Regions from separate parts of the Homo sapiens genome. Here region 2 is linked to region 1. Evidence: read pairs that join two places in POLR2A ChIA-PET (ENCODE). Cell type or tissue: B cell. All regions are shown on one strand. Links, peaks and the distances in the headings refer to the core of each region. The heading gives the core; the rest is flanking DNA.

Region 1 (4,698 bases), core at 1,567-4,066:
AGGGCTTTGCATAGTTCAGGATTTTACCAAGACTGTTCACCATTTAGGATAATCAATTACTAAGAGCAATGTCCATGTGGCAGGTAAGTCACCAACATATCACCTTTATCAGTCTACGTTTGTAACTATCCCATTCAGTGATTCTACATAAAGGTATATGGACCTGTTCTGACTGTGCACTTACATACTAAAATATATATCATTTAGTTACAAATTACTTTCTTCCCCCCTCACCTCTATGTTACAATCCGTGCATTAGATTATTTTGAAATTACATGTATAGGAAAACTTTATCATCTATGAATTCCTTTTTAGGAAGAAAAAGGGACATCATAAAATACTTATTTTCTAAAGCACAACTGGGGTCCACTGGGCTGAAAACCACTGCCATAACAGGTGACTTATTTGCCTATATATCTTTCTTACCTAGCCCAAAGGTGGCATTCCTTATCTGCTGAATATAGTTCTGGTCCATATATTAAAAAGGTCGGCCTTGTTACAATGCAGTCATATCATACATACATTTTCTTACCTAAAATACCTAACTAGCAAGTATCAAATGGATATGCAAGAACTAGGATTTTCAGTCCCTCTACCTTTTTCAATGCTGAAACCAAACAGTATGGCACCCCAGGATAAGCATTGGCTTGTGTTATGAGATTCAGAATCTGCTCCCACACTTGCCTTGGAGTACAATCGCCACAATTGGAAATCCTTTCTGTTGCTTTATAGAAAGCTCTGTAACTTAGAAACGACTCCTGGAGTTCACCTTGGCAAAGTCTGCCCGTTGGGCAAGGTGTCTCTGTGGGGACATCCTGCCCTACATATAGGACTGACAGTCATTTGATTCTTAAGCTGAATGTGAGCATTACCTGATCTGAAAGCCGACTTGCTGCTTGCTCAATTTCTGCCCTGGCAGCGATGGACTGTCCACACCAAGGGGCATAGAAGAAGAGCAGTACCACCTCTGAATCCCGTCGAACGTACTCTGCATAATCCAGCTGCCCCTGGAAGAGGTCAAGGACTGGAGACCTCAAGGAGAAAAAGCTGACAGGTGGCTTTGCTGGTATTATCACATCTTTTGCTCGACTAAAAAAGAGCAAACACAGAAAAGATTGCTTAGTTTATCTTCTTCTAAAAATAGCTCTGTGGAAGTAGAATGAAGCTTAAAAGGAAAATCCTCTTTTGAATAAGAAAATGGAGTCCCAAAATCACTGCCCTAGAAAGGCAACATCTGGCTGAGCAAATGCAAGACATGAATAATACGTTGGAAACAATTCTCTGAGATTCTGTCCCCTAGGTGTAGGCTGGAAGGGCAGTGGAGAGCAGAGAAGGATGTCTCTGAATAATCCATATTCCTGCTCCCCACATCCCAAAGACTTCATCCTCCTTTTTCTGCAGCCTGGCTCTCCACAAAAGCCACTTATCTCCAGGGCTTTAGAGCCACCAGCATGCAAGCTCAGAATTACGGTGAGGGAGCATGTAAACTACCATTAACAAGATTTCCACGGGAGATGCTTACAATCAACTCAACTTTGAGAAAACATTAAGCTTATTAGCTGGAGTTGGCTTGTACTTATCCAGGGCATTCAGGTAACAGTAACAATTAAACAATAATATACATTCCTCCAGATATATATCATAATCCTAAGACTAATGAAGATAAGTAACAAAGCAACAGCCTATTTAACTGGAAAATGGGCTTTTTGAACACTTGAGCTTCCCACAAGAAACAGATCAGGAGGAAAAAGAAAAGAACGCTGAACAAACAAGTGGTCAGAAGTAACTTTCCCCATCAAGACCTAAAGATCTAGGCCCAGGCTGCATCCCACCAAGTAGAAGGGCCCTAGTAAACACCCTGAGCTGTCCATGCATCTACACTCACATACCACAAACCATTAGGGCAGCTTTGCTAAGAAACAAATGAGACCCAATTATGCACTATCTAAACGAGATAAATAGAGAACATAAACATGGAAACCTAAAACGCGATGAGATTAACCCCAAAGAAAGTAAAGGAGACCAGGCGTGGTGACTCAGCCTGTAATTCCAGCACTTTGGGAGGCCGAGGCAGGCAAATCTCCTGAGGTCAGGAGTTCAAGACCAGCCTGGCCAACATGGTGAAACCCTGTCTCTACTGAAAATGAAAAAGTAGCTGGGCGTGGTGATGGGCGCCTGTAATCCCAGCTTCTCGGGAAGCTGAGACACAAGAATCGCTTGAACCCGGGAGGCGGAGGTTGCAGTGAGCCGAGATTGCACCATTGCACTCCAGCCTAGGTGACTAGAACAAAACTCCATCTAAAAAAAAAAAAAAGAAAGAAAGTAAGTAAAGGAACAAGAAAAGAACAAAAGCCAGACGGTACAAATGGAAAACAAGGAGCACGAAGGTAGACTTAAACCCAACTACCTCAACAATTACGTTAAATATAAAAGGAGAGGCCGGGCGCGGTGGCTCATGCCTGTAATTCCAGCACTGTGGGAAGCCGAGGCAGGCAGACCACGAGGTCAGGAGATCAAGACCATCCTAGCTAACATGGTGAAACCCCATCTCTACTGAAAAAAATACAAAAAATTAGCCGGGCGTGGTGGCACATACCTGTAGTCTCAGCTACTCGGGAGGCTGAGGCAGGAGAATTGTGTAGGTTGCAGTGAGCCAAGATCATGCCATTGCACTCAGCCTCGGCAACAGAGCGAGACTACGTCTCTCAAAAAAAAAAAAAAAAAAAAAAAGGAAGCAACCTAATTAGGAGGAGCAGACTGCCAGACAGGATAAAGCAAGACCCAATTATGCACTATCTAAACGAGATATATCTTAAATATAAAGACACAGGATAAAGGCATAAGGATGGGAAAAGAAAAACTATGTAAATAGTGAGCATAAGAAATCTGGCATGACTCATGAGGTAAAATGATAAACTGGGGTATATTCTTACCCATTTACTTAAATGTTACTCCACAATAAAAACGAAAAGCAAAACCTATTCATATGTACTATAACTTGGATGAGTCTCAAAATGATTATGCTGAGTGAAAAAAGTGCTAAAGAGTACATGCACTATGACTGCATTTATATGAAATTCCAGAACAGGCAGAAGTATCCAACGGAGCAAGTCACCTATTTATTCACTCAAACTAATATTTTAACCTTCAATCAGAGAGCTTTCAGTCTATGCAGAATGCCTTCATAACCTGAAAAAATCACTTACACAATTATTCAAAAATTCTTTACTGAGCAGCTGTGACTGTGCTTTGGGCACAAGCACTAAGGCTGCGGCAGCTAGCACTGCGTGTTGTCGAGGAGACCACTTTCTAGGGGAGGAAGACAGGAAAAACATCAAATGTGTAAACAATAAAAATATACTAAATGCTCACTATGTGAAAAATTTAACAAGGTGATGTACAGAAGGGCATGGTAGCTCCTCTGATGGAGTGGTGGCTTGGGAGGTGCTATAATTTAAGCTCTGAGACCTGAATGACAAGAAGATAGCCACCTAAGAGGTGGGGAGGGCACTACAGGAAAAAAAAAAAAAAGACACGTTTTCAAGAGATCCAAAATTCTGCTCTTTGGAGAAATTACTTTTCTACCATTCAAACTGCACATGGCCAAGAGTCGTGGCTCACGCCTGTAATCCCAGCACTTTGGGAGACAGAGGCGGGTGGATCACATGAGGTCAGGAGTTTAAGACCAGCCTGACCAACACCGGGAAACCCCATTTCTACTAAAAATACAAAATTAGCTGGGCATGGTGGTGCACACCTGTAATCCCAGCCACTTGGGAGGCTGAGGCAGGAGAATCGCTTGAACACGGGAGGCGGAGTTTGCAGTGAGCCAAGATCACGCCATTGCACTCCAGCCTGGGAAAAAAGAGCAAAACTCCATCTCAAAAGAAAAAAAAAATGCAATGTAAGCATCAAATAATGCAATCTGAGGAAAAATGTAGGTCTGACAGTCAACGAAAGGATAAAGAGCAACTCAGTAATTTTGCTCTGCATATTCAGAAGCATTCCTAAATGAGCCAGATAAAGTACAAGGCCAATCAAAAATCAAATATTGGCCAGGGAGAAGAAACGCTCGCCTCTACTCCATCAGAAACACTGGTGAGTTTCTATTTAACTCATCAATCTGCTTCACGCTTTAGAGAAACTATACATAGAGCAAAGATTTCCTGCAGCTATGAGGGGTATGTCTCGGGTACAAAAAACTCGAGTTGGTTGCAAATAAGAAGGCCTGTTGTTGCTGAGCCAGTAGCATGTGCCTATAGTCCCAGCTACTATACTCAGGAGGCTAAGGCAGGAGAATTACTTGAGCCCAGCAGTTTGAGGCTGCAGCATGCCATAATTGCACCTGTGAATAGCCACTGCACTCCAGCCGGGGCAACATAGAAAAAAGGCCTGTTGAAACCCCAATTTTCCTATGAAATTCACACCCTACATCACTTCCTTGCAAAGACCATTCGAGGCAGCTTTGAAATTACAAAATGGAATAAAGCAAAATAAATACATGTATACATACATATGTATCTACACACAGACAATTTTTTTTCCCTCTAAATCAAGGTAAAAGAAAGGTGAGCAGGATGAAGAGACACAGGTAAGTAAAGATTAGATGCCCAGAAACGCACGATTATTCACTGTGGCTCAACCTCAAATCAACCTTTTCCATATTAGCTGGTTTGAATTCAGCCAAGCCACAGACAT
Region 2 (10,500 bases), core at 4,286-6,785, 290 kb before region 1:
CCCAGAACTTTGGAAGGCTGGGGCAGGCAGATCACTTGAGGTCAGGAGCTCAGGACCAGCCTGGCCAACGTAGTGAAATCCCATCTCTACTAAAAATACAAAAAATTATCTGGGTGTGGTGGCGCATGCCTGTAATCCCAGCTACTTGGGAGGCGGAGGCACAAGAATCGCTTGAACCTGGGAGGCAGAGGTTGCAGTGAGCCGAGATCATGCCACGGCACTCCAGCTTGGGTGACAGAGCGAGACTCGGTCTCGAAAAATACTAATGATAATAATGTTTGCACTCATTAGATGACCCAGCATCCAAGCTTCCAGGGCAACCCACCCCCACTCCCCGATGAGTTCGGGGGATCGATCGCATGCGCTCTGAAACCAGAATGCCTGGGTTCCCACCCAAGATCTTCCACTGGTGAGCTCCATGATCTTGGGCAAGTCACGCCACCTCTCTAAATCTCAGAGCCTCACCCACAAAATGACAACGGTGCTCCATGCCCCCCCACAATAGCATCATGAGGTGACCATGAGCTAATCCACAAAGAGGGTTTAGAACAGAGCCTGCCACGCAATCATTTCACAGACATCAGCTCCTGGAACAAATGGTTAATATGATGACATTTCCTCCAATCTAAGATGCCAGCAGCTCTCAAATGGGCCAGATCTCTGGGAACTCCACAAAAGCAAAAGGTTGCTAGTGAAACGGTGACCTGTGTCAAGGTGAAGATACAGACTGACTTCAGGGACATCAACCTGTGAAAGCTCATGCCTCTAAGAATAAGCAGTTCCCTCCATTCAGAGCCATTCTCGGGCTCCATTCAAGTTTCTAAAACCCAATACACAGGGAATGAACAGCAGGTGTTTAAAAAAATGCTATCAGGGCTGGGCGCATTGGCTCATGCCTGTAATCCCAGCACCTTGGGAGGCCAAGGGAAGAGGATCACTTGAGCCCAGGAGCTCAAGGCCAGCCTGGGCAACATAGCGAGACCCTGTCTCTGCAAAAAAAAAAAAAAAAAAAAAAAGTACAAAAATTAGCTGGGTGTTGTGGCAGGTGCCTGTGGTACCAGCTACTCAGGAGGCTGAGGTGGGAGGACCGCTTGACCCCAGGTGGTCAAGGCTGAAGTGAGCCATGATTATGCCACTGCACTTCAGCCCAGCTAACAGAGTGAGATCCTGTCTCAAAAGAAATTTTAAAATGCTATCGGGCTAGGTGCGGTGGCTCATGCCTGTAATCTTAGCACTTTGGAAGGTTGAATCAGAAAGACAGCTTGGGGCCAAGAGTTTAAAACCAGCCTGGGCAACATAGTGAGACCCCACCTCTAATTTTTTTTATTGCTGTCAAATTAATGGTGTGCCCCATGTCTCCTGAGGGCCTCATCCCTGTTGGGATTCCCTATTTACACCTCCACATCCTTGAATTAGCCACCCCCTAATTTCTGTGCACACACCATGCACAGCCTGCTCAATGAAGCCACAAATTTGGTGGGGGGGACAGGGCTCCCACCTGGATGTCTTTCTCCACCTCCAAAATGCCCCGGGTCAACAAAGCCCTCTTGAAGGATTACATGGCTTCTCCCAAGCCCAAATATAGGGTAGAGTTTGGAGGAAAACTCTGCTTCTGCCCATTTTCAAGAGTGAAATGTGATCCTTCACCCCCTTCAGCCTGGACCATCACTTCCAAATGATGGATGTGGAAACCTCCCTGCCATCTGTTCTTGATTCTACAGGGCTGTTTGGCTAAGCACAACATTGCAAGTGTGGGCTCCCTCCCTCGGGCCCCCATCCTGCCTTCTTTCTGCCCATCTCCCAGCAGGCCAGCTGCTCAGAGACAACCCTTGGCAGGCGAGTCAAGGTCATCTCCAAGGGAGCAACGTCCACACCTGGAAGTTTGGAGGAAATGTTGGTCCGTGAGGATGCCTGAGTTGGAAGAAAAATGCAAAGTCGGAGTCAGATCCGTTCAGCTGGACCGAGGCCTGTTGCAGGGAGAGTTGAAGAGGGGTCAGAGGGAACAGAGAGAGAGATGCAGAACACTAGGAGGTGGCTACTGGGCAAATGCATCCCAGAATATGCCCAAAGCTCAAACCAGAAACTTCTGTCCTCCCTTAATATTCCTCAGCCCTCAATCTTATGCAGGCTGTGCTACTGAAAAAGGTTGCTTAGGAAGTGACATCCTGGATGGGGGGCTGGGAAGACCACTCTGGAACCCCCTACTCCCTGCCATGTTGCCTGTTCATGCCTCCCACAGCCACACCACCTTCTACTTGACCCTGACCTTGAACCAGGCACTGTGCTACCAGGTTCACAATGACCACCTCATTTAATCCTCAGCAGTGCTTTGCTGGGTTGCTGTTACCATCCCATTTCCCAGCTAGCAAAACTGAGGCTCAGTGGGATTCAGTAATTCACCGAAGGTTACACAGCTAGTTAACAGTGGAACTTGGAATTGAACTTGAACTTATATAACACTAAAAGCCCACTAGATTGAAAGCTCCTCAGAGATGGGAACAGAGATGGGGACAGTGTCACCCAGCAGAGATACAACCCATCCATGCTGAATGAATGGACAGGAATGAACACGTCCACGGATGAACAAATGAACAGCCATGAATGAGTAAATATACCTACAATGGCTGCTATATATTCACCAAACTACATTTCCTTTTCTTCCTGGACATATAGCTAAAACTACATTTCCCAGCCTCCCTTGCAGCTAGGTGGGATCATGTGATGAGAACCCAGGCAGGAATGACCTTTCTACCTATGGGTCTGGCACATAAAAGCCTCCTACATAATTCTCCACTCTCTGTCCCTCCATCTGCCTGCTGGGGCACAGCCACAAGGTGGGGAGGCCTGGATCCTGAGAGACTGCATGGAGCAGAGCCACGCTGAACTGCACATGAACACTGGCCTTTCACAAAGAGCCAAACATTGTTTACAACAACAGTCAATGCATCCTGACTAATCACACACACACTGCCAAAATAAGGGCTGTGCTGTTGGCTCCCCAGGGTCATGTCTCCTGCCACCTCCTCAGACATCTCATACAGGGCACCTTCACTAAAGGTTATTAAGACCCGGCCTCCCTCGGCAAGGGAGCAGAACTCAGTCTCCTGACCTGGGATGTGACGTTGTGATTGACGGCAGCTCGTGCATCCATGCCAAAGTTGAATGTTCCTTGGGGACTCTGTCTAAAGATGATGCCCCCATCCAAGCTCAGGGCCTGGGGGAAGCTCAGCTGGGAAGAAATAGACAACACCCTTTACTTCCGCTAACAGCCAAGCTCTGGGTGGAGGGCACAAACCAGTGTCTGCCCAATCTGGGGACCCATACCTGGTAGGAATGGGCCAAGTCCAGGGCCAGGCTGTGCCGGATTTCCCCATGCTGAGATCTGTCATGATGCAAACCCTTCAAGTGCAGGACAACTTTCCGGTGGACTTTCAAAGTGGCCTCGACCTCTCTGTTCTTAGCCTGGGTGTGTGAGAACCAGGGGCACTGAGAGAGGTCTCATCCCATCTCTATGTGCCTGCAGAAGCTACCCTGGGAATCCAGTGGTCAGAAGAAAGTAGTCCAAAGATTGATGGGTTATGGAGCAGTCTACACTCTTCCACTTATAGGGCAGGAAGCGGGGATGGGTACACAGGAATGGTAAACTTCAGTGCCTACAGGTAAGATTAGCAGGGTGGGCTTGATGGAACAAATGTGAATGTGTCTTGCTCAAAGAAAGTGCCTTGGGAGTAGTTTATTTTGTTCATTGCCATATTCCTAATACTTAGCACAGGTCCTGGCATGTAGTAGGTGCTCAATAAATATTTGGACAAATGCAGAATCACTAGTTATAGCCTGAAACCCCAAGGTCAAAGCTGTGCTAGAGTGAAAGAATGAGTAACTCATAGTGGAGCTGGCAGAAGAACACTCATTGCACGATGACATCCATGTCCTCATCACTGGAACCTGTCAATATGTGACCTTTCATGGCAAAAGAGACTTTGCAGTGTGATTGGATTGAGGATCTTGAGATGAGGAGATTATCTGGGTGGCCCTAAAGTAATCACAGGGGTCCTATGAGACGGAGGCAGGAGGGTCAGAGTCACACAGAGACTGGAAGATGCCACGCTGTTGGCTTTGAAGGTGGAAGAAGGGGCCATGAGCCAAGGCATGCAGGCAGCTTCCACAAGCTGGAAAAGGAAAGGAAACAGACTCTCCTCTGGAGCCTCCAGAAGGAACACAACCCTGCTAATACCTTGATTTTAGCCACGTGAGATCCATTTTGGGCTTCTGAATTCCAAAACTGTAAAATCTGTGGCGTTTTAAACCACTAAGATTTCAGAGATTCGTTATGGCAGCCATAGCAAACTAATACACAATTACTCCATCATTTATTCACTCAACAATCATTTAGCTTCTGCCACAGGCCAAGTACACAGTAGCATGTTGCCATCTTTTCCTACCTGTGTTGACTGAGAAGTTAAAAATGCCTGCCAAGGAGCTTTATCACTGGAGTGCATCTTTAAAGGGTGCTCGGCTTTACTTTAGAACCAAGATGGAGGAAGAGAAATAAGGGTCCAAGACGAGAGAAAAATGTATGTCATTAAACAGCTTATTTTATTCTATTTTATATTTTATTTTATTTTAGAGACAGCCTCGCTCTGTCACCCAGGCTGGAGTGCAGTGGCGTGATCTCGGCTCACTGCAACCTCCACCTCCCAGGTTCAAGCGATTCTCCTGCCTCAGCCTCCTGAGTAACTGGGATTACAGGAGCCCGCCACCATGCCTGGCTAATTTTTTTTGTATTTAGTAGAGATGGGGGTTTCACCATGTTGGTCAGGCTGGTCTCGAACTCCTGACCTCAAATGATCCGCCTGCCTCGGCCTCCCAAAGTGCTAGTATTACAGGCGTGAGCCATCTCGCCCAGCCTAGACACGGTTTTAAAAAGAGCAGACAGCTAAATTATATGAAACTAAACGACTGCCATTTACTCAGTCAGACCCTGTTGTTGTCAGCTGGGATTTGAGGCTTGGTGTGGTCACACCGTCTGATTTTCTTCTTATAAACACTGGAAATCTGGGTTTTACTCAAAATCTTCTGATTTTCAATGGTAGCAATTAATTTCCTTAAAAAATTTAAATGCTAAGCAGACCAAACAAAACCCATCTGCAGGCTGAATATGGCCCATGGCGCCGGCTCTGCAATCTCTGGTTTAAGAAACAGCAAACACCATCGGGAGCCACTTCTGCAGGTGTCTAAGGCTGTCATCCTGCCATTTGTTTCTCCCTAGAAGCTCCAATAACTGTACTACCTTATCCCCGGGGAGCCACACGCAGCCTCGTTTAACTAATGGTGAAGGGAGCCCCCAGAAAGGTGGGTCTCAATGCTCAACAGCTGCCTGGTTCACCCTCCTTCCCAGGGGCTGTTGTGTATCTTGCAAATAGAAATGGCCGGGCGTGGTGGTTCATGGCTGTAATCCCAGCACTTTGGGAGGCTGAGGCCGGGGGATCACCTGAGGTCAGGAGCTCGAGACCAGCCTGGCCAACATGCAGAAACCCCAACTCTACTAAAAGTACAAAAATTAGCCGGGTGTGGTCATGGGAGCCTGTAATCCCAGCTACTCGGGAGGCTGAGGCAGGAGAATCACTTGAACCCAGGAGGCAGAGGTTGCAATGAGCCGACATTGCGCAGCTGCACCCTAGCCTGGGCAACAGAGCAAGACTCGATCCTCAGTCTCAAAAAAAAAAAAAAAAAAAAAAAAAAAATGATCGGAGGGGTCTGTGCATGAACCTGGGACGTGGAGGTTGCGGTGAGCTGAGATCAAGTCATTGCACTCCAGACTCCAGCCTAGACAACAGAGTGAGACTCTGTCTTAAAAAAAAAAAAAAAAAAAAAAAAAGAGAGAGAGAGAGAAACAATGACTATCTTCCTTGCACACAGTAGATGCTCCATAAATGCTTGCTGAAAAATACGATGCTCTCCCAGAGTATCAACTCCTCCTAGAGGTGTCAGGAAGAAGACCCGGATGGGGTTCTAGTAGGCATTTTACAACGCTACATTGTAATCGTCACAGCCACTGCATAGAGATGAGTACTGCTGCTCCCATTCTGCACACAAGGAAACTGAGGTCCAGAGAGATGAAATAATTTGCCAAGGACACACAGGCAAAAACAAGTTTCACCCCTAGGGAGCCACATGTCAAGACCCTCAGCCAGGGGTGGTGACTCTTATCTGTAATCCCAACACTTTTTTTTTTTTTGAGACCAAGTCTCTCTCTGTCACCAAGGCTGGAGTGCAGTGCTGGGATCTCGGCTCACCGTAACGTCTGCCTCCCAGTTTCAAGTGACTCTTGTGCCTAAGCCTCCGGGGTAGCTGGGATTATAGGCACCTGCCACTATGCCCAGCCAATTTTTATAGTTTTTTTTTTAGTAGAGATGGGGTTTTACCATATTGGCCAGGCTGGTCTCGAACACCTGACCTCAAGTGATCCACCCACCCTGGCTTCCCAAAATGCTGGGATTACATGTGTGAGCCACCACACCTGGCCCAATCCCAGCACTTTGGAAGGTGAGGCAAGAGGATCCCCTGAATCCAAGAGATCAAGACCAGCCTGGGAAACACAGTGAGACCTCCATCTCTACAAAACATCTTAAAATGAGCTGGGTGTGGTGGTGCACACTTGTGGTCTCAGCTACTTAGGAGGCTGAGGTGTGAGGGTCACTTGAGCTTGGGAGGTCAAGGCTGCAGTGAGTGAGCCATGATCGCACCCCTGCCCTCCAGCCTGGGTGACAGAGCAAGACCCTGCCTCAAAAAAGACCCTCTAAGTCAGGGGTCAGCAACTACAGCCCCTGGTCCAAATGTGGCCTGTTTTTGCAAGTGAAGCCCTGTTGGGACACAGCCACGCCCGTTCATTACGTATTATTCACGGTGCTCTTGAATTGTAACGGTAGTTATGAGTGAACAAGACCTGAACCATGTGGCCCATGAAACCTAAACTAGTTACTATCTGGTTCTTTCCAGAAAAGTTTGTTGACCTCTGCTCTGGATCCTGGCATGCAATGGGTGTTAAATAACATCATGACGGCAACTATTCATTGAGCACCTACTGTGTACCAAGCCCTGTGGCTACGGTGGTAAAGTACTCATGGAGATCATGAGCTTTCCAGAGGAGCCAGGGATTGATGGATCACACAAAAATAGAACTGGGGCCAGGTACGGTGGTTCACACCTATAATGTCAGCATTCTGGAGGCCAAGATGGGAGGATGGCTTAGAGTCCAGGAGCTCAAGACCAGCCTGGGCAATATAGCAAGACTCTGTCTCTACTAAAAATAAAAATAAAAAATAACCAGGTGTGGTGGTAATGTGTGCCTGTGGTCCCAGCTACTTGGTAGGCTGAGGTGGGAGGATCACTTAAGCCTAGGAGGACAAGGCTACAGTGAGCTGAGATTGTGCCACTGCACTACAGCCTGGGTGACAGAGTGAGACTTTGTCTTTAAAAAAAAAAAAAAGAACTGGGATTTGTGATAGGTACTAAAAGCGAAAGCTATAGGGCAAGCTGGGTGCAGCGGTAATCCCAGCACTTTGGGAGGCCAAGGCGGGCAGATCACTTGAAGTCAGAAGTTTGAGACCAGCCTGGCCAACATGGTAAAACCCAGTCTCTACTAAAAATACAAAAATTAGCCAGGAGTGGGAATGCACGTCTGTTATCCCAGCTACCTGGGAGGCTGAGGCAGAAGAATCACTTGAACCTGGGAGGCCGAGGTTGCAGTGAGCTGAGACTGCACCACTACACTCCGGCTTGAGCGACAGAGTGAGACTCTTTCTCCAAAAAAAAAAAAGAAAGAAAAAGATATAAGGCATCGCTAGGGTAAGCACGGGTCTGTGTGAGGTGGTCTGGGGGTCAGGTGAGAGGATGCTTGAGCTCAATCCTAAAAGATGAGTAGAAGGGAGGAGGCAAAGCTGAAGGAGAGGGTGACGGCTCCAGGCACACAGGACACGCAGAGGTCCCGAGGCAGGAAAGAGCCAGGCGAGGAAATGCGAAGAGGCTGGATGAGGCAGATGCAGGCCACGAAGCAGGGCTGAGGGGACAGGACTGGGGCTTTATCCCAAGAGAGGCTGTCAGAGTTTGAGAGCATGCGGGTGGCAGGGTTGTGCTGGCCTTCAGAATATATCCCTCTGACTGTCACATAGACTGTACTAGGGAGGACCAAATGAAACAGAGAACCCAGTCAGGAGAACCTTTTTTTTTTTTTTCCTGAGGCAGTGTCTTGCTCTGTGGCCCAGGCTGGAATGCAGTGGCGTGATCTCAGCTCACTGTAACCTCTGCCTCCTGGGTTCTCCTGCCTCAGCCTCCTGAGTAGCTGGGACTGCAGGTACCTACCACCATGCCCATCTAGTTTTTATATTTTTAGTAGAGACAGGGTTTCACCATGTTGGCCAGGATGGTCTGGAACTCCTGACCTCAGGTGATCTGCCCGCCTTGGCCTCCCAAAGTGCTAGGATTACAGGTATGAGCCACCACACCTGGCCAGGAGAACTTTTTTGTGTGTGAGGTTGGGGGGCGGGGGAGTGGTGTCTGAGTCTTGCTCTGTTGCCCAGGCTGGAATGCAATGGTGCAACCATGGCTCACAGAAGCCTCAACATCCTGGGCTTAATCAGATCCTCCTGTCTCAGCCTCCCCAGTAGCTGGGACTACAAGCACATGCCACCATGCCTGGCTAATTAAACAATTTTTTTTTCTTTTGTAGAAACAGGGTTTCCATATGTCGCCCAGATGGATCTCAAACTCCTGGTCTTAAGCGATCTTCTCACCTCAGCCTCCTGCGTAGCTAAGATTACAGGTGTGAGCCACTGCACTCAGTCCAGATAACATGTTTTCAATCCTATTGAGCGATGACAGCAACTTGAACCAGGGCTGGCTGGGGTGCAAAAGTCTCTGGGGTCTCTGCTCTTACCGTGTGCTGATTCCAAGTAACCAGGCACCCCTCTGTGTTCCTGGGGATGACTTTGCCATCGTATGGATGCATCAGACCTGCACAGACCTGGGAGGGACAACCACATACATGTACACACGCATGCAGGGAGTGAGGAGGCAGCTGGGGCCTTCCTCTGGCTCTCAGGCCCCTTCCGGGCTATGCCCCAGACACACTCACGTAGGGGTGTCCGGCCTGGCAGCCCAGGACCATGGTCTGCAGGGTTTCCTCTCGGCCATTCAGGACAACCCTAGTCTCCAGGGAATAGCGCTGGTGTCGCCTATCAGCTGTGAAGGTCTCCTGCAGGAGGAGGCTCTGCGGGATGGGCAGGTGCAACGGGTGCCTGGTGTGCAGAGGGAAAAACAGGCCAAAGCCATTAAAGCAGCTGGCAGTGCCAGGGGACAATTGTGCCCCACGGTCTCAGCCTGGGCCTGTCACGAGCTTGCAGAGTTAAGACTCTGCCACAGAGAAGAGAACATCAGGACACCTGGCAGCCCTATGCTTTACAATGTGGCATCCAGAACCCTTCACCACCTCACTGTGCCAGAGAAGTGGGCATGGCTGGGGTCCCCGTCGCCATTTGACAGCAAAGACCCAAGAGGATAGATGACACACAGCATCTGGTGTCACACAGACTGGGATTAGAATCCAGGCACGGTCTTTCACTAGCTGTGTGACCTTGGGAAAAGGACTTGACTGTTCTGTGCCTCAGTTTCCCCATCTGTAAAACGGAGGCTAAAATAATACTGATTGGACACAGTGGTCAGGGTTAGAGATAACATACATGAAACGACCACAAGCTCCCCAAGGGCAAAGGTTTCTGACATTCCGGTTCTCTGCCATTTTCCATGTGCCCAGAAGAGCACTTGGTCCATAGTATGTGCTCAATGAATGTAAATGGGATAAAAACACGAACGAACACTCTGCCAACGATGCTGCTGTTCCTTTGTCATCACTGCTTCTGTTTAGGCTGTAGCTGACTTATCTAAGGCCATACAGCTGCTCAATGCATAGCCCGCAGTCCAAGATGGCTCTGCTCGTCCTAACCTCGTGCTGTTCCCTGCACACAGGGAACTGTTTGAATGAGCTCGTCTCTGGGAAATGAGAAGACGCCCCAAGCAGCTCCAGGCTAGGATGATGAGACTCTTAACTCTGCTCCCACCTCAGCAACTAATGGAGGGGGCGAGGGATGTGGGAGCTTTCAGGGGAGGTGGCTCTTCTCTGGGATTTAGGTTCCATCTGGGCCCCAGCAGGTCAGCAGAGATTCTCCAGGTAGCTCTGCCCATCCTGTTCCCCCTGGGGATGCTCCGTGCTAGAGAAGGGGAAACTTGCAGGGGTGTCAGCTGAGCAGAAGGGGCGCACATACCTAAGGAGCAAGGCCCCCCGTTTCCGGTACAATGTCCTGTCTTGCCTCAGCTCCTCCAGCTCTCCTTCCAACTGCAGGCCCCGAGGCTGGCCCTGGGCACCAATCCGCACAGCCGTGAGCGACACCTGGGTCTTCCGGGGCTGCAACAAGATCCAGGCTGAAGAGAGGGACGGGCCAGCAG

The links. Peaks named below come from ENCODE experiments on the same cell type or tissue, not always from the same donor. Only the 100,000 strongest peaks of a DNase experiment are listed, where the experiment ranks them.
Region 2: POLR2A ChIA-PET joins it to region 1 with 8 read pairs; 3 of 35 experiments call an interaction of 5 or more read pairs at or near these places.

Annotation. Positions count from the first base shown.
Region 1 is chr16:11,735,145-11,739,842 of GRCh38, forward strand. TXNDC11 (thioredoxin domain containing 11) reads right to left here. Exons shown (of 12, transcript NM_015914.7): 2 at 873-1,089. Among named protein-coding and RNA genes, the nearest start is that of TXNDC11, 5.4 kb to the right of the region's middle. In B cell, for the core only: no CTCF peak of the experiment used is centred there; a DNase peak (open chromatin) is centred at 2,743.
Region 2 is chr16:11,437,615-11,448,114 of GRCh38, forward strand. LOC400499 (putative uncharacterized protein LOC400499) reads right to left here. Exons shown (of 67, transcript NM_001370704.1): 31 at 10,320-10,459; 32 at 9,134-9,296; 33 at 8,936-9,022; 34 at 3,325-3,462; 35 at 3,110-3,229; 36 at 1,875-1,967. Among named protein-coding and RNA genes, the nearest start is that of RMI2, 97 kb to the left of the region's middle. In B cell, for the core only: no CTCF peak of the experiment used is centred there; no DNase peak of the experiment used is centred there.